2 separate regions of the Homo sapiens genome follow, and region 1 is linked to region 2. A link is an interaction called in ENCODE POLR2A ChIA-PET data of the cell type or tissue named here. Cell type or tissue: IMR-90. All regions are shown on one strand. Each heading gives the region's core, and the rest is flanking DNA. Links, peaks and the distances in the headings are about the cores only. Region 1 overlaps LOC105370328 (a long non-coding RNA gene). Region 2 overlaps FARP1 (FERM, ARH/RhoGEF and pleckstrin domain protein 1).

Evidence for each region. ChIA-PET counts read pairs that join two places held together with the same protein. Peaks named below come from ENCODE experiments on the same cell type or tissue, not always from the same donor. Only the 100,000 strongest peaks of a DNase experiment are listed, where the experiment ranks them.
Region 1: POLR2A ChIA-PET joins it to region 2 with 10 read pairs; 3 of 35 experiments call an interaction of 5 or more read pairs at or near these places.

What each region holds. Positions count from the first base shown.
Region 1 is chr13:98,126,948-98,137,258 of GRCh38, forward strand. All of the region lies in intron 1 of LOC105370328 (a long non-coding RNA gene), which reads right to left. Among named protein-coding and RNA genes, the nearest start is that of FARP1, 11 kb to the right of the region's middle. In IMR-90, for the core only: no CTCF peak of the experiment used is centred there; DNase peaks (open chromatin) are centred at 2,304 and 2,604.
Region 2 is chr13:98,296,125-98,306,435 of GRCh38, forward strand. The region is part of intron 2 of FARP1 (FERM, ARH/RhoGEF and pleckstrin domain protein 1); the gene reads left to right. Among named protein-coding and RNA genes, the nearest start is that of MIR3170, 93 kb to the left of the region's middle. In IMR-90, for the core only: no CTCF peak of the experiment used is centred there; DNase peaks (open chromatin) are centred at 5,317 and 5,747; H3K4me3 peaks cover 502 bases; H3K27ac peaks cover 4,429 bases.

The sequences.
Region 1 (10,311 bases), core at 1,468-9,467, 170 kb before region 2:
CTGCCAGTCCTATAAAAGTCTAGCAAAGGCTGGGTGTGGTGGCTCACGCCTGTAATCCCAGCACTTTGGGAGGCCGAGGCGGGCGGATCACGAGGTTAGGAGATTGAGACCTTCCTTGCTAACACAGTGAAACCCTGTCTCTACTAAAAATACCAAAAATTAGCCGGGCGTGGTTGTGGGCGCCTGTAGTCCCAGCTACTTGGGAGGCTGAGGCAGGAGAATGGCGTGAACCCAGGAGGTGGAGCTTGCAGTGAGCCGAGATCGTGCCACTGCACTCCAGCCTGGGCAACAGAGCGAGACTCCGTCTCAAAAAACAAAAAAAAGTCTAGGACAGACAATTATGTACAGTGCATCATCCCTGATAATGATAATAAATGATTGTGTAACTGGTTTATGTATTTACTATAATATTTGTTCCTTTAACTTATAAAAGAAAAACGTTAATTCTTAAATAGCCTCAAGGAGATCCTTTAGGAGGTGTCGAGAAGAAGGCGTTATTACTATAGGAGATGACAGCTCCATGCATGTTAGTGCCCCAAAAACCTTCCAGTGGGACAAGATGTGGGGGTGGAAGACAGTGATATTGATGATCCTGACCCTGTGCAGGTCTGGGCTAATGTGTGTATGTTTGTGTCTTAGTTTTTAGGAAAAAAGTTTTAAAAAATTCAAAAAGACAAATTCTAAAAATAGAAAAAAGCTTATAGAGTAAGGATATAAACAAAGAAAAATATTTTTGCACAGCTGTATAATATGTTTAAGTAAGTGTTATTACAAAAGAGTCTTAAAGTTTAAAAAGATTTAAGCATTTATAAAGTAAAAAAGTTACAGGAAACTAAGGTTAATTTATTATTGAAGAAATAAAAAATTTTTTTTCGAGACAGAGTCTCGCTCTGTCGTCCAGGCTGGAGTGCAATGGTGCGATCATGGCTCACTGCAACCTCCGGGTTCAAGAGATTCTCCTCCCTCCGCCTCCCAAGTAGCTGGGATTACAGGCACATGCCACCATGCCTAGCTAATTTTTGTATTTTTAGTAGAGACGAGGTTTCACCATGTTGGCCAGGCTGGTCTCGAACTCCCGACCTTGTGATCCACCCGCCTCAGCTGCCCAAAGTGCTGGGATTACAGGTGTGAGCCACTACGCCCGGCCAGAATAATATTTTTAATAAATGTATATTATGATTAGGCTTTGTATCCCCACTCAAATCTCATCTTGAATTATAACCCCCAGATGTTGAGGGAGAGTCCTGGTGAGAGGTGATTGGATTATGGGAGCAGTTTCCACCAGGCTGTTCTCATGATAGTGAGGGAGCTCCTATGAGATCTGATGGTTTTATAAATGGCAGTTTACCCTGGGGTTCTCTCTCTCATCTGCTGCCATGTAAGCTGTGCCTGCTTCCCCTTCCACCATGATTGTAAGTTTCCTGAGGCCTGCCCAGCCATGAGGAACTGGGAGTCAATGAAACCTCTTTCCTTTATAAATTACCCAGTCTCAGGTATTTCTTTTTAGCAGTGTGAAAATGGGCTAATACAATGTAGTAGCCTAAGTGTACAGTGTTTATGTAGTCTACAGTTGATATGCTTTGTCTCTGTGTCCCCACCCAAATCTCATCTTGTAGCTCCCATAATTCCTATGTGTTGTGGGAGGGACCCAGTGGGAGATAATTGAATCTTGGGGGTGGATTTCCCCATACTGTTCTCTTGGTAGTGAATAAGTCTCATGAGATCTGATGGTTTGATAAGGGGAAACCCGTTTCTTTTGGCTTTCATTTCTCTCTCTTGCCTGCTGCCATCCATGTGAGACATGACTTGCTCCTCCTTGCCTTCTGCCATGATTGTGAGGCTTCCCCAGCTGTGTGGAACTGTAAGTCCAATTAAACCTCTTCCTTTTGGCCGGGCGCAGTGGCTCTTGCCTGTAATCCCAGCACTTTGGGAGGACGAGGCGGGCAGATCATGACGTCAGGAGTTCGAGACCAGCCTGACCAACATGGTGAAACCCTGTCCTAAATACCAAAATTAGCTGGGCATGGTGGCGCACGCCTATAATCCCAGCTACTCAGGAGGCTGAGGCAGTAGAATTGCTTGAACCCAAGAGGCGGAGGTTGCGGTGAGCCGAGATCGTGCCATTGCACTCCAGCCTGGGCGACAGAGGGAGACTCTGTCTCAAAAAAAATAAATAAATAAAACCTCTTCCTTTTGTAAACTGCCCAGTCTTGGGTATGTCTTTATTAGCAGCATAAAAATGGAGTCGCATATAGCTATGTTCTAGACCTTCAACTCATTCACCACTCACTCACTGAGTGAGTCACCCAGAGCAGCTTCCAGTCCTGCAAGCTCCATTCATGGTAAGTGCCCTCTGCAGGTACACCATGTTTTAATCTTTTATACCATACTTTTACTGTACTTTTTCTATGCTTAGATATGTCTAGATATACATATACTTACTATTTGTTATGATTACCTACAGTTTTCAGTACAGTAACATGCTGTTCCAGTTGATGGCCTAGGAGCAACAGGCTGTACCATATAGCCTAGGTACATAGAAGGCTACACCATCTAGGTGGGTGTAAGTACATTCTGTGATGTTCACACAATGATGAAATCGCCTACTGATGCATTTCTCAGAATGTATCCCCGTCATTAAGCAAATCATGACTGTCATTAAATTCCAGAACTCTGAGTCTTTTCTTGTGTCCTGCACATTTTGCAGCCTCAGACATCATTCAGTGGCTTTTCTCTTTGGCCAATTACAGAGACCCCAAAGTAGAAGGAGTGGGTTTTGATATAGTATGTTTAACCCTTCCATGTTAGGAGAAAGGTGAGCTTGCTCCTGAGGATGAGGGCTGGGGAAGAAGCTGGGATGCCAGGTGTGACTGTACCAAGCTTTAGGTCCCAGTCGAAATCTCCCTCCCTTCTCCCAAGCAGGAATCATTTCCTTTGCAGTTCCTTCCCAACCCACCCTCACCCCTACCCTGGTCTGATCTACTAGGGAGATTCATATTCTCTGTATTAACATAACTTTGATTCTAGTTTTGCTAAAAATACTCTGGATTTATTTTGCTAAGACAGCATTTGCCCCTCCTCCTCCCAATGCTCTCTCCACAGTTACATTATAAAACTTGTTGGGTTAATTGACAATAAATTGTGTCATTTACAAGTCAACCTTTTGTAATTCCTTATCATTTAGGACAATAGAGAAGACTCAGTTTACCCATCATGAAAGCACTAAAAAAGAGAAGCTGCATAAAATGCACAAATATTTGAGCAAAGAGTGTTGAAAAGAACAATTGTGGAGTAAAACCTTGTGGGACCATCTTTTCCACTGCCTGCTGAGCCCTCCACCTGTTTCTTACCTCTTCAGGTCCTGGCTTAGTGTGCCTTCCCCCTAGAAGTGAATAAGGCTTCTTTTGTCATATCCACATGGGTGGGCTTGGTGCACTTGTGATGTGGTGCCTCCTGTTAATTCACCTGTCATCCCGGCTGCACCGTCAACGCTCATGGACGGGGGCCTCCTAACACAGACCTTGATGTCTTTTCAACATGAAATGGATGATGGGTATTTTTTTTGAGATATTCAGGTTTTCAAAAGCCAAAACCCTAAGTATGTTCAGTGTTCTGTGGGAATAGAGGAGCCAGAAGTCGTGCCTCTGAAGGAAAAGAGAAAAGAGAAGGGATTCCCTTCAAGCTAAAACGGAAGGAGGGGTCTGTGGTCTTGCAGACAGCAGGGACCCCCCCTCATCTGCGGTTCCCAGCCTTGCTGGCAGTTCGCTTGCCCTAAGCAGGGCCTGGAAGTTGCGGCGCAGGTGCACGGACCTGACATGCAGCTGGGACTGTGGTCCTCAGAGGGTCTCCTGACACCCTGATGCTACCTGAGTTGCTGGAACTCTACTGTCCAGCAAGACGTCCAGCGAAGGGGGTGCAGTAAGCCCCGCAATGGCTGGGGCTGAGTTTTTTCCTGCCTGGTGGAAAGAAGTTTGGAATATAAATTAATTTAAGTGATATTCTTTGCATGCCTGAATTTGGAAATGTAGTTATTTAAATGGGAAACAAATATAGAGTGCTTTCACCATGGGAAAAACATCAAAGTTCTTAATTCTACCACGAAAAAAAAAATCAAAGTCACAAGTTAATTACAGTGTGAATCTGTTTTGATGACTAATTTGTGAGAACTGAAGAAAAATGTAGAAGTAATCAGCATCAAATTACATTAAGATGGTCAATGAGATCATCCGGGGAGATAGGTGGTAGAAAGTTATTTCCATGACTAGATCATAAATACTGGAATGGGAAGATTATTGAGAAAATGAAAGGTCTTTCTTCAGAAATGCTTTAAAACACAAAAGATTGATACCTCTGTCCAGCAAGGCGCCTCAGGAATCGACTAGATGCCATTGGAAAGTCCTTATTAGGGCTTCTAATTTACACAGAAAGAAACCAAACTCAATAAGAGAACAGGCACACACAAAGAAGCTCTCAAGTCAGAAAAGGCTTTGGAAGAATCATAAAGAGGGGATCATGGTTTGTTTTTTTTTTCTTCAGGTGGTGGAAAAAATGCCAAAAGTACTAAGATTACATATATAGGAGCATAGATTCAAAGAATATGTTAGAAAATTATCAGTTTGGGGCCAGGCGCGGTGGCTCATGCCTGTAATTCCAGGACTTTGGGAGGCTGAGGCGGGCGGATTACCTGAGGTCGGGAGTTTGAGACCAGCCTGACTAACATGGAGAAACCCCATCTCTACTAAAAATACAAAATTAGCCGGGCATGGTGGCACATGCCTGTAATCCCAGCTACTCGGGAGGCTGAGGCAGGAGAATTGCTTGAACCTGGGAGGCGGAGGATGCGGTGAGCTGAGATCGTGCCATTGCACTTCAGCCTGGGCAACAAGAGCGAAATTCCATCTCAAAAAAAAAAAAAAAAGAAGAAGAAAAAAGAAAATTAGCAGTTTGGAGAAGCTTAATGCAAGGAAAATGCAAAAAGTATGAAATGACAGTTTAATTACTACCAATGATGGCGCAATTGCACATCAATATCCATAAAAAAGAAGTACATAGGAATGTTGGTAGAAAGACTTCTATTATAATGTAATTTTGAAATGTATATCCTGGTGCTTTCATTCTTTCATCTATTAGACATGTTTTACATATCATAGGCATTCAATTAGTATTAGCAGAATGACTAAGATATGGTGTATCACCTCTTGGGGCGAGTGAACAGCCTGAGTCCCTTTTGTCAAGGATGAAGAAGGGCTTTCACCTCTTGGTCTGTCCACCTGTTCACCCACCTCCTTATTCTTCCTCAGAAAAATTGCTAACTTGCGGGGCGTGCTTATATCATCTATGCAGCTAGTGGGCCAAAACAGAACATTGGGCCACAGCTGAATATTGTGGAGCACAGTTCACCTGTGGGCTACAAATGAACATTGATAGAAGAGGAACTACAAAAGGGTCTTAAACATGGGAAAACGCACAAGTTCACAAATGGGAGAGAAAAGCAAACTCCAGTATACTAAGACATCTTTTTTTTTTGAGACGGAGTCTTGCTCTGTCACCCAGGCTGGAGTGCAGTGGCGTGATCTTGGCTCACTGCAGCCTCTGCCTCCCGGGTTAAAGTGATTCTCCTGCCTCAGCCTCCCAAGTAGCTGTGATTACAGGTGTGCACTGCCATGCCTGGCTAAGTTTTGTTTTTTTAGTAGAGACGAGAGACTAGGTTTCACCATGTTGGCCAGGACGGTTTTTTTTTTTTTTTTTTTTTTTGAGACGGAGTTTTGCTCTGTCGCCAAAGCTGGAGTGCAGTGGTGTGATCTCAGCTCACTGCATCTTCCACCTCCCGGGTTTAAGCAATTTTCTGCCTCAGCCTCCTGAGTAGCTGGGACTACAGGCACCCACCACCACGCCTGGCTAATTTTTTTGTACTTTTAGTAGAGCCGGGGTTTCACCATCTTAGCCAGGCTGATCTTACCACACCCCGCCTAGGAAGGTCTTGATCTCCTGACCTCAAGATCCGCCTGCCTCTGCCTCCCAAAGTGCTGGGATTACAGGTGTGAACCACAGAGCCCAGCTGAGACATCATTTTTTAACCTATCAGACTGGCAAACAACTTAGAAGTGTGACAGCCTACTCTGGTGAGGTGGTTGGGGGTGGGATACCGGGAGCGAAGAAGAATCTCATGTTGCTGGTATAAGTATCAATCGCAATCACCCCATGGAGGACAATTTTGTGATGTTTATCAAATTACAAATGTACAACATTTTGACCCTGGGATTCTGCTTGTAGGAATTTATCCTGCAGTTATATTAGTATCTGTGCAAAATGACATGAACAGGGTTATCCATGGAAGCATTTGGATATAATATCAACTAGGAAACAATTTAAATGCCCATCAATAAGTAATTCTTAAAGTAAATTATGGTGTGCCTATATAATGGAATACTATGTAGATGTAAAAAAAAGAGAGAGAAATTGATATGAAATTATTTAAGCATCGATATGAAATTATTTCCGACATTTTCCTGGGAAAAAAATAGCATGAAATTCTATATTTGCTGTTAAAAAAACAACATATATCTGGGTTGGCTTGAATTCTCTAGAGAGATAAAGAAGAAGCTAAAAGATAAACATGTCTTTTTCTGGAAAGATAAAGAAGCAGCTGTAAAGATAAAGAGGTGACCTGTTTGGAGGTAGGGCAGATAGCAGCAACAGGTGAACAGGGTAAGAGGAAAGCTTTTCATGAACTATCTTTTAATAGAGTTTGATTGGAATTCTATCTTTAGAATTAGAGGATGAGGATGACGTTAAGGCGCCATGTTTGCGCTCTCCATCTGTGCTCACTCACTCTTGCCTGAGTTTCGTGCAGCTTGGGGTCATGCGGAGAAGGGTGAATCCCCGCACCATTTGGATTTAGGTTCTGAGCTAAGCCTCTGCTCCAGCCTGGCCCTCCCAGAGCTAGGGTGATTGTCCTGGGCCAATAATTCTCAATCTGGCCGTATGCTAGAATCTCCTAGCGAGCTTTAAAAGATCCTAATGCCCAGGCTGCACCCCAGACCAGCGACATCAAGATCTCTGGAAGGGGAGGAGCACCTAGGCATCAGTGCATTATCAAAGGTCCCCAGGCCATTCCAGTATGCACTCAAGTTTGAGAACCAGTGGCTTGTTTAAAGAATAACTTCCTCATTTCACATGCACTGTCATGCTCTGTCTCTTTCTTTCTGCCTCTGGGACTTCCCAGGGATCTAAAGTGACGAGCAGGGCAGTGTTTAAGCATTTAAACTTTAGTAGCCTTAGTAGCCTCTGACTTTAGTAGCCTTAAATACCATGTGAGTCTATCCTGAGCTATCTGTAACTAGCAATTGTTAAAAAAAAAAAAAAAAAGAAGACACTTGAAAGAATATTAGAGTCCTCCAGTTAGAACCAGTTTGATGAATCAAAGATTAATACCATGAATTGAATTTAGAAATTCCTTAAGAAATTAGTGTTAATATATACAGAATATATTCGAATTTATGATGATGATCTTTTTCTTCATTTACAGCAAGAAATTTGTAGTTGATACAGCAATTAATCAGGTGATAATAGGGCTGAAGGTAATATTTTTTCTGACATTTTATTTTTAACACCTGTATTGAGATATAATTTACATACCATAAAATTTACCCACCACACAATTTACCCATTTTAAGTGTACAATCCAGCTTGGCATGGTGGCTCACACTAATACCAGCACTTTGGGAGGCCGAGGCTGGTGGATCACTTGAGGTCAGGAGTTCAAGACCAGCCTGGCCAACATGGTGAGCCCCATCTCTACTAAAAATACAAAAATTAGCCGCACATGGTGGTGTGCACCTGTGATCCCAGCTACTCGGGAGGCTGAGGCACAAGAGTCACTTGAACCTGGGAGGTGGAGGTTGCAGTGAGCCAAGATCACGCCACTGCACTCCAGCCTGGGTTACCAAACAAGACTCCATCTCAAAAAAAAAAAAAGGTGTAAAATTCAGTGGCTTTTAGTATATTTAGAGTTTCACAATCAACTCCACAATTTTAGAACATTTTCATCACTCAAAAAAGAATCCTTGTACCCACTAGCATTCACTTCCCATTCTCCTCCAACTCCCCAGCCTCTGGCAATCTCTAATCTACTCTGTCTCTACAGATTTGCTGACTCTTGATCTTTTCTAGAAATAGAATTATATACTATAAGGTCTTCTGTGTCTGGCTTCTTTCACTTATGATGTTTTCAGGGTTTATCCATGTTGTAGCATGCGTCAGTACTTTCTTTTTATTGCCAAATAATATTCCATTGAATAGATACACCATATTTTGTTTGTCCATTCATTATTTAATGGACTTCCAGGTTGTTTCTGCTTTCTGGCTACTTTGAATAATGCTCATATGAATTTGTGGACATGTTTTCATTTCTCTTGAATATATACCTAGGAGTAGAATTCATCATTTTATTATAAAACGTTCAAACATACAACAAAGTTGAATTTTACAGTGAATGTCCCTCTAGTCACCACTACAATTCTATTAAAATTTTAATCTACTTCTTTTGTCACATATCTGTCAATCAGCCTTTTTATTTTATTTTTGAGATCGAGTCTTGCTCTGTTGCCCAGGCTGGAGTGCAGTGGCGTGATCTCGGCTCACTGCAACCTCCACCTCCCAGGTTCAAGTGATTCTCCTGCCTCAGCCTTCCGAGTAGCTAGGATTACAGGCGCCTGCCACCACGCCCGGCTAATTTTTTGTATTTTTAGTAGAGATGGGGTTTCACCATGTTGGCCAGGCTGGTCTCAAACTTCTGACCTCAGGTGATCCACCCACCTTGGCTTCCCAAAGTGCTGGGATTTCAGGTGTAAGCCACTGAGCCCAGCCAAATTTTAGCTTTCTTATTGGGTGTGTGGTACTCAATGCATTTCTGGACAACAAAAATACTTCAGGTAGTCATCAACAATGACATACCTTCCCTTTATGTATCATTTCTTTCTCTGAGATGAGAATCAAAGGGCAAGATCGTAGGCCAGACTGAAAATGATTTCAGTCTATGACCTTCTTTTGCTTCCCTTCTGAAGTTCTCCTTTTGAAAGTGAAGTGAAAAATAAATGACCTGAAGTCTTCACTTTTTATCCTATCCTATTTTCTATCCTAAAAAAGTGCATTTTGAATGCTTTCTCCAGTTGTCCTAGATTTTTGAATATGGAGGCACAACACAGGATCATGGCTAAGAGGGTGGCCTCTGAAGCTTGACTGAGTCTGAATCTCTTTCTTGGCTGTGTACTGTGTGTGACCTTGAGTAAATTACTTAGCCTCTCTGTGTCTCAGTTTCTCCTTTGTAAAATGGAAATAATAATACAAGTCCAAAAAGTTGAAGTTGAAGGTCAAAATGTCAGCACTCTTTTTTTTTTTTTGAGACAGAGTCTGGCTCTGTCATCCAGGCTGCAATGTAGTGGCGTGATCTCGGCTCACTGCAACCTCTGCCTCCCGGGTTCAAGCAATTGAGCCACCATGCCTGGCCCAAAATGTCAGCAATTCTAATCAAAATTGTAATATGATTATTTTCAGAGCTTAACAAAATGATACCAAAATTCATGTGGAAAAACAAACATGTAAGACTAGCTGGGAAAACTTTTGAAATTAACAATAATTATGGGGTCCAAGCAGTATCAGATAGTAAAATACATTATGAAGCCATAAACACAAACATTTTGGTAACTGGCACAGGGATAGGCAGATAAGTAGAAAAGAATATTCATAGAAAAGCGGATCCTAAGGTAGGACAAAGTTGGCATTTTAAACAGGTATGGAAGATGAAAGTAAGATGGGTTTTCAAATCGTATCTGCTCAGCCATTTGGAAAAAAGATGTTGGAGGCATGTGTCATTTCTTATGCCAAAATAAGATATAGATCAATGATAAAATATAAAAATAAAACCATTAAAGTATAGAAACATGATGATTTTTTAAAACATCTTGCATAGAGAAGACATTTCCAAGCATGACACAAAAATGTGAAAGCATAAAAGTAAACACTGACAAATCTGACAACATAAAAATTAAGAACTTGTTGTGAAAAAGAGTACCATATTAAAAAACGTAAAAAATATTCATTACATGATAGCAAAGGGCTAATTTCCTTAACATATAAAACATATTAAGAGTTAACAAAAAAAGATAACTCAATGGCAAAATGAGCAAAGCACATGAAGGGCAGTTAATGGATAAATGCCAATGAATAATTTTTAAAATAATGAGATTTTGTTTTTGCCTGTAAGACTGACAAATATGCCTGGGAGCGGTAGCTCACGCCTGTAATCCCAGC
Region 2 (10,311 bases), core at 1,603-9,602:
AGCTTCCACATGGAGCATGTCCTGGTTTGAGAGCAGCTACTCTAGCAGATCTGTGTCTTCAGTTTCCTCATCTATAAACTCCCATTATCAATCAACTGGGAAGACCTTCGTGGATTAGGCTCGTCACCTTCTCCAGCCTCACCGCCATCATTCCTTCCTGTCCCGTGGCCCCCCGATTGCAGGTACACCTTGCCGCCAGCACATGCGCACACTCTCCTTTCTGCCTTGAATGCTATTTCCCCAGTTTCTTCCCATTCCAGTTCTCTGGATGAAATGACTTTCCCTGTAAAAATCCGAATCAGTGCTTCTCCCCTTGTAGAAACCCCCGTTCTCGCCAGAGTGGACATGGGCATCCTTCTCCTATGTTTCCATGATCTGTGAAGACAGGGACCCCCCGCTCTTCATGCACATCCTCCACTCCTAGCACAGGAGATGTTCAGGAAGCCTTTGCTAATGGGAGCCTTTTTTGCGTAGAATGTCTGTTTTCCCTTCTGAAGTTCTGAGCCACATTAGAGTACTTGTAAACTGTAAAGGATTTTACAAATATAAAGTGACTTAATGGCCTTTTTTTTTTTTTTTTTTCCTGAGACAGAATCTCCCTCTGTCTGCCAGGCTAGAGTGCAGTGACATAGCTCACTGCAGCCTCTGCTTCCCAACTCAGGTGATCCTCTCACCTCTGCCTCTTGAGTAGCTGGGACCACAGGTGCTAGCCACCATGCCTGGCTAATTTTTGTATTTTTTGTGGGGACAAAGTGTCACTACATTGCCCAGGCTGGTTTCAAACTCCTGAGCTCAAGTGATCCTCCTACCTTGGCCTCCCAAAGCTGGGATTACACGGCCCTAAATGACTTTTTAAATGACACTGATTTAAATGATTTCAAATGATGGTTTTTTAATAACAGCAAATGAATATTCATATATCACCTTTCTGTAATCTCTGCTTTTCTTCAAGTGAGAATATGGGGCATAGGGCTTTCTTTATTGTGCACAGCACAGTCTGGTTGCCCTCAGGGGAGATGCCGGATTGTTCCCATAGGAAGATAGGCTGTAGGGTAGCCTTAGTGCTGTCAACTGCAAAGTGACGTTCAGCTGATCAGCAGGAGCTACTTAGATGGTGTGTGCCCTGGGCAGCAGCTCCATAAAACCAAAACCTTGTCCAAATAACGGAGCTGCCCATGAACTTTTATTATGTGGACTTACCTCTCTCGAAGCCATCTGTGTGTGTGGTTTTGTGAAGCAATTAAGCTCCAGGTGTGCAATAGAAATGAAGTAGCCGCTTAATTATTTGGTGAAACAGCAGGCATTTGGGATTCAAGATTGGCTTTAAAACTTCCCAGGCTTTGTTCATGCTATTTTGTTCTTAGGAATTTTAACACAGCCTAGAGAGAAAGGGTGAATTACTATGACTACAGCCAACTGTAGGTACGATAATTTTAAAAACTCAAACTGCCCCGTGTTTAAATGAAATTATAAGAAGATCTGCCTGATTCTCTTTGGGTTATTACTACTGTGGGAAGGAGGACATTTGGGTGGGGACGTTATGTTTATGAACGGGCTGACATGTAAGCAAAATTTGGGTAGATGTGTATGTTTGGGGGAAGGAAGCCCCTCTCTCTCATCTGATTCTCAAAAGGGTCCTGTCTCCCTCCACCGCTTCACCCCCACCAATAGGAATGGAGTCTTCAGTGCTGTTTTATGTTACTTTGAAGTTGTCAGTTGTATCTAAGAATTAAAGATAGATTTTGAATAAGTTCCTTGTCATGTTACATGGCATAGAAGCAGATCCCTATCAGAGCGGGTTTCTGAATTATCCACGTTCCCTGTATCTTGTTTGCCATCATCCTGTGCGTTTGCATTTTGACCTTGACATTTCTGATGAGAAATGGCAGAGAAGTAGAAAATGAAATAAAGCAGAATGCCGAGAAACAGGGCGACCCAGGATTTCCATGTCAGGCTGTGTAGGACTGTGATGGGAACTGCCCCAAGCCCCAGAGCTGCGCAGCACGGTGGCCCTGCGTGTGCTCTGCATATTTGAGCATCTGTCCTCTATCAGGCATTATGTGTATACTTTCCTTTTTAGTTCCTTTAACAGCATTTTCAAGGCTTGGTTATCCCATTTTGCCAAGGAAAAGGGAAGACACCATGGCTTGTGTTTAAATACATTGCCTTGGGATCACACATCTCTACGTTCATTCGTGTCGCATAATCTGAAGACTGATTGACAAGGTCCCATGCTTGCACAGAGGTGGACTCACTAAACATTTGTTAGCTGTAACTTACTAGCATAGAAGACAGTTTCCAAAGGTGCAGATAGAAACTCTTATGGGACTGCACCCCATGCTTCTTTTTGTTTTATCATCTGCTTGTATGAAAGAGTTGGTTGGGATGAAGCAATCAGCTTAATTTTTTTCCCCTTACCTGTGGCTTTCAAGTATTTTGTGTTTGCTCTGCCAGCTGTTCCCAGGAATGGAGTGAAACCCTTGTTTTGTTTTTGTCTCTGTGTTTATGCTGTTGGGCTTTCATATCTTTTCATCAGCACTTCATTAATTCTTTGGTTATGGGACATGAGCAATGTATAGAGGAGTTAAAAACAGTCCCTGGCCTTCTAGGAGCTTAGAGCATTAAAAAGGAGCTTTCTGTCTTTTCAACGCCTTGGTTGTGTAATAATGTAGGTGAGTTACACCCGCTGATGGATGAGTAGTATGTTTCTTGCTGTAAAGTGGAAATAGAAAGGAATAAATGGTGAGCAGGCTTTAGGAATGTATTTGGTCATTTACTAACATTGTATATATGAGGATTTTCAGACCTGTGCTGAATGGAACTGCAAGTTTTAAGTGGAGGGGCTGCCAAAAATGAAGGCACGTGCTGCTAAGATGCTATCTGGCGGGAGGGATGGAACAGGAAAGCGGAGGTTTCTTTGGGAATGCAGTGAGTGGCCCCCTTGGGATTATGTGCACAACTTCAGAAAATATTGATTATATTTAAAAAATATTGATTTTAATGCTGGGTAATAAAGCAATACATGTTCCTATCAAAAACATTTGAACCGACAGCAACTAAAAAAAGCCACAGTTCTACCATGCAGAAGTAACCATTGTTACAAAACTTTGCTGTCTGTTTTTTTGGCATAGGGTGTTTTATTAATATTGACCTTTGCTAGAAACAACCTTTTCTCTTCCTCTCTATCCTCACACCCTCTCTCCCAGGCACTGAGAACAAGATGGTTACCAGCCAAGAGACATAAAAGCATACTCTGGCTGGCTCTATTTGAAAGATGGGGCCCAGCAGGCGAAATGTATGAACACGTAGGGGCTGTCTACTGAAGTGAGAGCTTTGACATTACGCCTTCAAATTATTCCTTTCCTTGCCTATTCTACAGAAGACTCATAAGCCTTGAGCAATTGTGTGTGGAGTTATGCTCCTGGGTGGCAACATAAATGCTAAAGTAGGAAAAATATTAGTAAAGATACAGTCTGGGCCCCAAAGAACCACATTAGAGTCTTAACTCCAATTATAGTCTTGGAAACCTGAATTCATAATTTCCTTCCATCCTTCTGCAGCCTTAGGAAGATGTAATTCTTTAATCACTTTATTTGAGAGCTTAGGAAAATAAACAGTAACAAAAAGCTGTTCAGTGGAGCTATATGGCTGCAACACACGACTGCACGGACAAAAATGTGGTGCTGAAATCACTGCTATTTTAATAATCGGTACATTTAATTCTAGCTCTTTATTATTTTAAAATAGTTTTTTGTTTCTATGTTTTTGGATGCTTTCTGCCTCCCAGATGATCTGCTGCTTCAAGTATGTGTGCTAATCAGTAGCTAATCAGGGGGACTGAAATGCTACAGGAGCATTGAAAGCTTCCTCTTTTGTTCTGGCCTCACTATTGAATAGTTTCTAATGTTCCCCCAAATAATGTTTAAAGAATTTATTAAAACACTCCCTCTCAGTCCCAGTAATAGGCCAAGAGCCAACCACACACAGAATTTGGCCACACCCTTTCCCCTGAGAGCACTGTATCTAGATTAAGATATTTATTGAGGCAAAGAGAAAGTTGGTGTTAGGTTAGGAGGTCTGGAGTGAGAAGACAGTCCGTCCATGCTGCCTTATGGGGTTGGCCTCGAGTAGTGTGGGGACGACAGGCTTTCACGTTAGTCACTTAGAGGTCACTGGGAACTGTTCCTTGGGGCCCTGGGCCACTGTCGTTTGCACGGACCCCGTGTCTCTCTCAGCCTTGGTAGCAGTCATCCAACCACATCTCTATCATCGTTCTAACCGGCAGTGAAGAGAGCTGGGCAGATGCTTTGGGAGCCCTCTTGGTTTGGTACCCAGGATGTCCGCGTATTCTTTTTGAGTGGATTGATTTCCAGGGAAAATGTTACATTATATAACAGCAGTTTTATAAACATATACAAAATGTGTTCTGTACATGTAAAAGGGTCTTGCCTTCTGACTGTGCCCTCTTGCCGGTGGCTTCATCAGCTCTTCCATCTCTGCAGGTGAAGCCACTTCTCTGCTCCGCCCAGCAGGGCCACCCTTCCCCGTCCCCTCTGTACTTTTTTTCTAAAATATAGAAAGAACAGCATTATGAATATTACTTGCTTTACCAAATGATGGTTTCAAATATATATGGGGCACTTAATGTCCAGTTTTCTTTGAAAATAGACTTCTCCAAAAATGTTGGCCTGGTCAGGCACTGAGGCTTCTGTCTTCTGTGCTGCTGCCGACTTGGGGGCTCCATGGCCTTGGAGAGTTACCCTTTAAGGGACTCCATTAATGCATCCCAAATGACAAAGCCCCTGCCTGGATGATCTCTCAGGTCTCTCCAACCCTGGAATTGGTGATCCTGTTGTTGGTCCAGACCAGCTGTCATCAACTTGGGGCCATTGCGCCATCCAGGGGACATCGAGCTGGGTCCAGAGACTGCTTTGGTTGTCATCTAATGGCATCTTGAGGAAAGAGGCCAAGGCACTGCTGATCATCCTACAAGGCATAGGACAGTCCACCCTGCCCCCAACAAAGGAACACCTGCTCAAATGTCAGTAATGCAGAGCTCATGCCAGCCCCCACCTGGAGGAGCCCTGGGCAAGTACATTGACCAGCTCCTGGCCACTTTAATGCACTTTTTTCTTTCTCTCTGTTGGACTTGTAGGGCTTTCTCTGGTCCACGTGTCACTTTCCACGTCTGTTTACCATCTGAAAGTTCTGTAGGTGAAGAGGTGGAGAAGTCAGACAGGTCTGCTTGGCAGAAACAGAGCTTCTATTGTATGAGGTTGCTGGCAAGTGAGAGAAGCCTGAAGTCAAGCCTTCTGCGGAGGTGTGGGTTTTCTGAGCCACATTAAAAATGTGTGGCTCGTTCTCTTCTCTCTGTTAGAATTTTCCTGGCAGTGACTTAGGAGCTTGGCATTTGTTTACTTTTCCATTTTGTTTATGTCTTTCTACATTCCTGGGACTTGGATTGTTGAAAGCTCAGCGTTTTCTAGATAATACTGTGCATTTAATATTTTAGAGGGGATAGAACCTAAAGAAGAGGTGTTTTGATCGTATAAACCTTTCGGGCTTTTGGGGGGAAATCAAGTCCCCAAAATGGTAGTACATTGAAAACACACAGAGGGATACTTAACTTGCCTTAAGAAGCCAGTGTTTTTATGTTTATTTAAGTGTACACGTACTCGGTGGTGTATGGCTCAGACTTCTTTAAAAAGCAGAAAGTAAAGACTGTCCTCTGAGCCAAAGCCAGGGCATGGAGGATGCGTGCAACAGCCTTGTTAATTCGGGTGACCGGATTTCTCAAACAAAACAGATCATCCTGTCTGTCGACTTTAAAATTCATGATCATTTTTTTTTTCCCCTAAGGAAACCTGATTCCTTTTAAGGAATACTTGGTGTAGACACACCTCAAAATTGACCCCGTACACAGACTGGCTCTGTACCCATTAACTTCCCTGCATAGAAGTAGGAAGCAAAAAGGAACTTTCCATGAATTGGGCTGACTTAGCTGCCACATTTTGGCACAAAAGCAGGGGCCACCAAGTTAGCTGTTAACTCTGCTCTTTAATGGAAAGCCATAATCAAACCTCCAGAATAATGGGGCAAACACGTGGAATGAACTCTCTTTCCACCACTTTTGTAAAATCTACCATGAATGGCAAGTGCCAGCTTATGCCTGTAATCTTACCCATATCAAAAAATTCTTTTCTAGCTCACATTCATTCCTCCATTTTCCCCAGTTGCTATATTTTCAACCTCCCACACTCATCTTTTTTTTCACCCCTGCCCACACCAGTGGCCAAAGATGGTCACTTTCTTTTTCCGAGAGCTGCTTCTCCCTGTCCGGGGCAGATCAGCTTTGCCACACTTCACCCTTCCTGGGCGTGCTCAGGCAAAAAGCACTGCAGCCCTCTCTCCTAGCACCAACCTAGCCTGGGTGCTAGCACTGACCAAGGTCTGGGCATTTGAGGAATTTTTACCTATAACATCGTTGTCTGGAGAGATCAAGGAAAGGCAAGGTGAAGAGCAAAGAGGAACTTCTTCAGGATCCCATTGGGGTGAGAATGGAAGCCATTAGTTCTCAGTTGTGGGATGCATTTCTCCTTGCTGAGAGATTGAGGTCGATGAGGTAGCATGGTTGATATTGATCCCTTGGGACCAGAGTAGGGGCAGGAGCAGCTCTTATCTGCAGCTGTGGGTGCTTTGAAACCAGGGGCGAGGAGAGTTAAGGTGAGTGCAATAAGCCCATTTGGGCAAGAGAGAGAGCAGGGAGTATCAGGCCCCAACGAGGAGAGCTCCTGAGCTGAGGGAGGAGGTAGTGATGTGGCAGCCTGTAGAAGTGTGGAGGTGGCCACTTGGTCCTGGTGGAGTTTTCATGAATTTTGCGGGCCCACTCTGTATGTAGCAGGCTCTGTTTTGATTGTAAAGGGAATATCAATATAATTTACCTTGATTGGTTATGCTCAACATGCACGAACCTCCAGAAACTTTATGCTGTGTGAATAAAGTCAGATACACATGATGACGTGTTGTTTGAAGCCATTTATGTGAAATGTCCAGAAAAGTCAAATCTTAGAGGCAGAAAGCTGATGTTGGGTGGTTGTCTTGGCCTGGGAGTGGGAACAGAAATTGACTGCAGACTGGCTTGAGGGAAAGTTTAAGGGTGATATGGAAATGTTTCAGAACTGGATTGTGGTGATGTTTGCACAGTCCTAGAAATGTACTAAAAAGTCATTGAACTGTATACTTACAGTAGTTGAATTTTATAGCATGTACATCTACTTCAGTAAACCTGTTAACATTTTATTTAAACTGGATTTTGTTTTGAGGCTTGTGGCGAGGGTTGAGAACCTACAAAAAGATTTATATGAGGGAACTTGGTCCTCGTTGTGTATGTTCTGGGGAACATGTTCATAAATGATGCTGTTAAGAGTTGGAACTTGTAAATTAAGTCCTCTCTGAACCTACGCCCTTAGCTTTAGTAAGCAGATGTTCCAGAGTCCCCGTTGTCGTCTTCTGAAATGCTCAACATACAAATGGCTTCATGGCTTGTGTATATAGGACATAGATTTATGTATATGGGAAAATCTCACTAACTGGGATATTTTACTTTAGCCTCAATTAGTAAAATCGATATGTGTAACAGGAGTGGAATTCTATGGAATCTCAGGGTTGGAAAGGGCTTTAAAGGTTAAGCGCCAGAGGAGGGATTCTGCAAAGAAAAACAGACAATTAAGAAATTCAAAGACTGCACTGTATTTGACTAGCTGATTGAAAGACCTGAAAGTTAATTTATGCCTCTTTGATTAGAAAGTTCCATTCATCAGAGTTCACTCGTTACTTGACCGAAGTGGTGGTCTGAGTGTCACTGCAAGCCTCCTTTTTCCCTGGTGTGTAGAAAACTCTACCTAACGGTCCTCTCTGTTTACTTTGGGAAATGCAGCAATTATTAGCGAGGTTGCTGAGAGTCACTTCAGGCCTGGTAAAAACAAACCGTGAGCTCCCTTTTCCCCTGTCCCCATGGGTAGATTCATCTTGGTGTATGACATAGTGGGGCCCGAGACCCCTCCAGCAGAAGGGTCTGCTGCTCTGCCAGACCTGCATATGGAAGCCAGTGAAATTACTGGGTAATGGAGTGTAGGACTTCCAGCTGCTTAATTGAAGGCTCTTGTTTTTACCCATATTTACTAGGGAGTTTATCTTTATGATTTTCATTCATCTAAGAACTAGGTGGGAAGAAAAATTATTTTAAAATGGTTTATAGATTATCAAGGGCTTTTGAAGTGACTTGTGCTTCTGTTTCATTCATTTATTCAGTCAGCAGACATGTACTCCTTGGGGTGTTAGGTCCAGAAAGGTGCAGATTCCGAGGTGGGTCCTGCTTTGAGATAACTCTAGGCTGGTGGAGAAGAGGGCTGCAGAGCGGTACAGGCCTGGAGCCTGGAGACACAGGAACCAGGAAAGCTACCCATTCGATGGGCACAGCCAAGGCGGTGACACGAGTTTCTTGCAGGCGGGCAGGTGCCATGATTTTAAGTGGTATCACCTTCGCAGACCAAACTGATGAACTGAGAAATTGTATGCGATGCTGATGTTTCTGTCTGAAGCCAAAAGACATTTATTTCTCACAGCTCATGCCTCCCTGTCTCTCTTCAACTACTAAAAAGTTGAGACCTTGTCTGAGCTGGGCATAAATTCATGCATAGAAAATTAACGTATTATCTGTCAGCCATTGGAACATGCTGTTCATATCTTTCCATTTAACCTTAAAGAATATAACAAAGCATGTGCCACAAAGAAATACACTTGAATTCTGCTTCCGAATCTTTCAGCCTCATCTGTCTGTGGTCTGTATTCTTTGTGTTGAGTAGAGAAGTATTAGGCATGGCCATAATGCTTTTAGCAAGAGAGAGAGAGAGAGGAGTGAAGGTTCACTGTAATTTGTGGTTGAAAGATGATAGGGGCTCAGTAAGAATATTTAAATGTGTATATATATATATATTTTTTAATTTATTTATTTTTTATTTTTATTATTTATTTATTTATTTTCCTTGGGGAAAATCCTTTCCTCATTCACTAACAACAACTTGTATTTGTCAGAGAGGATGTGATCCTAGTACTGGCTGCCATTTGGGTACTCATGCATTTAGATCAGTTTCCAACATTTTATCCCTCGCACTTTCAATGCCATGACGTATCTCTGAGAATTTCTTTCTTTTTTTTTTTTGAGACGGAGTTTCGCTCTTGTTGCCAAGGCTGGAGTGCAAAGACGTGATCTCAGCTCACCGCAGCCTCCATCTCCACCTCCTGGGTTCAAGCGATTCTCCTGCCTCAGCCTCCCGAATAGCTGGGATTACAGGCACCCGCCACCACGCCCAGCTAACTTTTGTATTTTTAGTAGAGACGGGGTTTCTCCATGTTGGTCAGGCTGGTGTTGAACTCCTGACTTCTGGTAATCCGCCCATCTCGGCCTCCCAAAGTGTTGGAATTACAGGCGTGAGCCACCACGCGGGCCCTGAGAATTTCCTTAATGTGAAAAGCTTCACTTCTTTAAGGACGCCTTCATCATTTGCATCACAACCTCTTTCCTCATTTCTGTCAATAATCCACCTTCACTAAGCTTCTCTGGCTGCACATCTAGAGTCTCTCAAAGGGCCAGTGTTGACGTTCCCCTGGTCCACTGTTTCTTCTAAAACTCCACTTAAGTTCAACTCAAATTTTACTTCTTGTATTATTACTTTCCCTTTTTTTTTTCTTGCACTTTCATCTTCATTGGCCAGTTTCCCTTTTCAGTTACCCATTTTTGTAAAATGTGATTCTGGGCGAATCACTGGGAGACAAGGAGGCAACACAACTCCACGCTTTGCTGTCTGTGTGGAGACTGAACTATCCATGTGCAGAGACCCATCTTCAGTAGACTATGAAAGAAGTGATGGGGTTGGTCACTGATCATGCATAACGTGCATCTGTATTTCATGGAGTGATGTGTAGACTGGACAGCTGATTGCAACGTTTGCGCTTTATGCAGTTACTTACAGTTAACTATGTTCTAATAACTGAAGTTTGCATTGTGTTGTTGGGAGACTGGTGTGATTTAACTAAACCAGAGTAACTGAAACTGGTGCATATCAACCATGCCAAGCTTAAACATATGGGAAAAGGAGAAATTGCCTGACCCACTCTAGTACCTTTTCTTACGAGGGGAAGAGGTGGGAGGGGACTAGCAGTGACTCAGCTTCTGTTGCATGCCCCTGTGCTAGACACTTTACATGTTCCATTTTGTAGGAAAGAAAACAGTCGAAGAGTTTTAGTCACTTG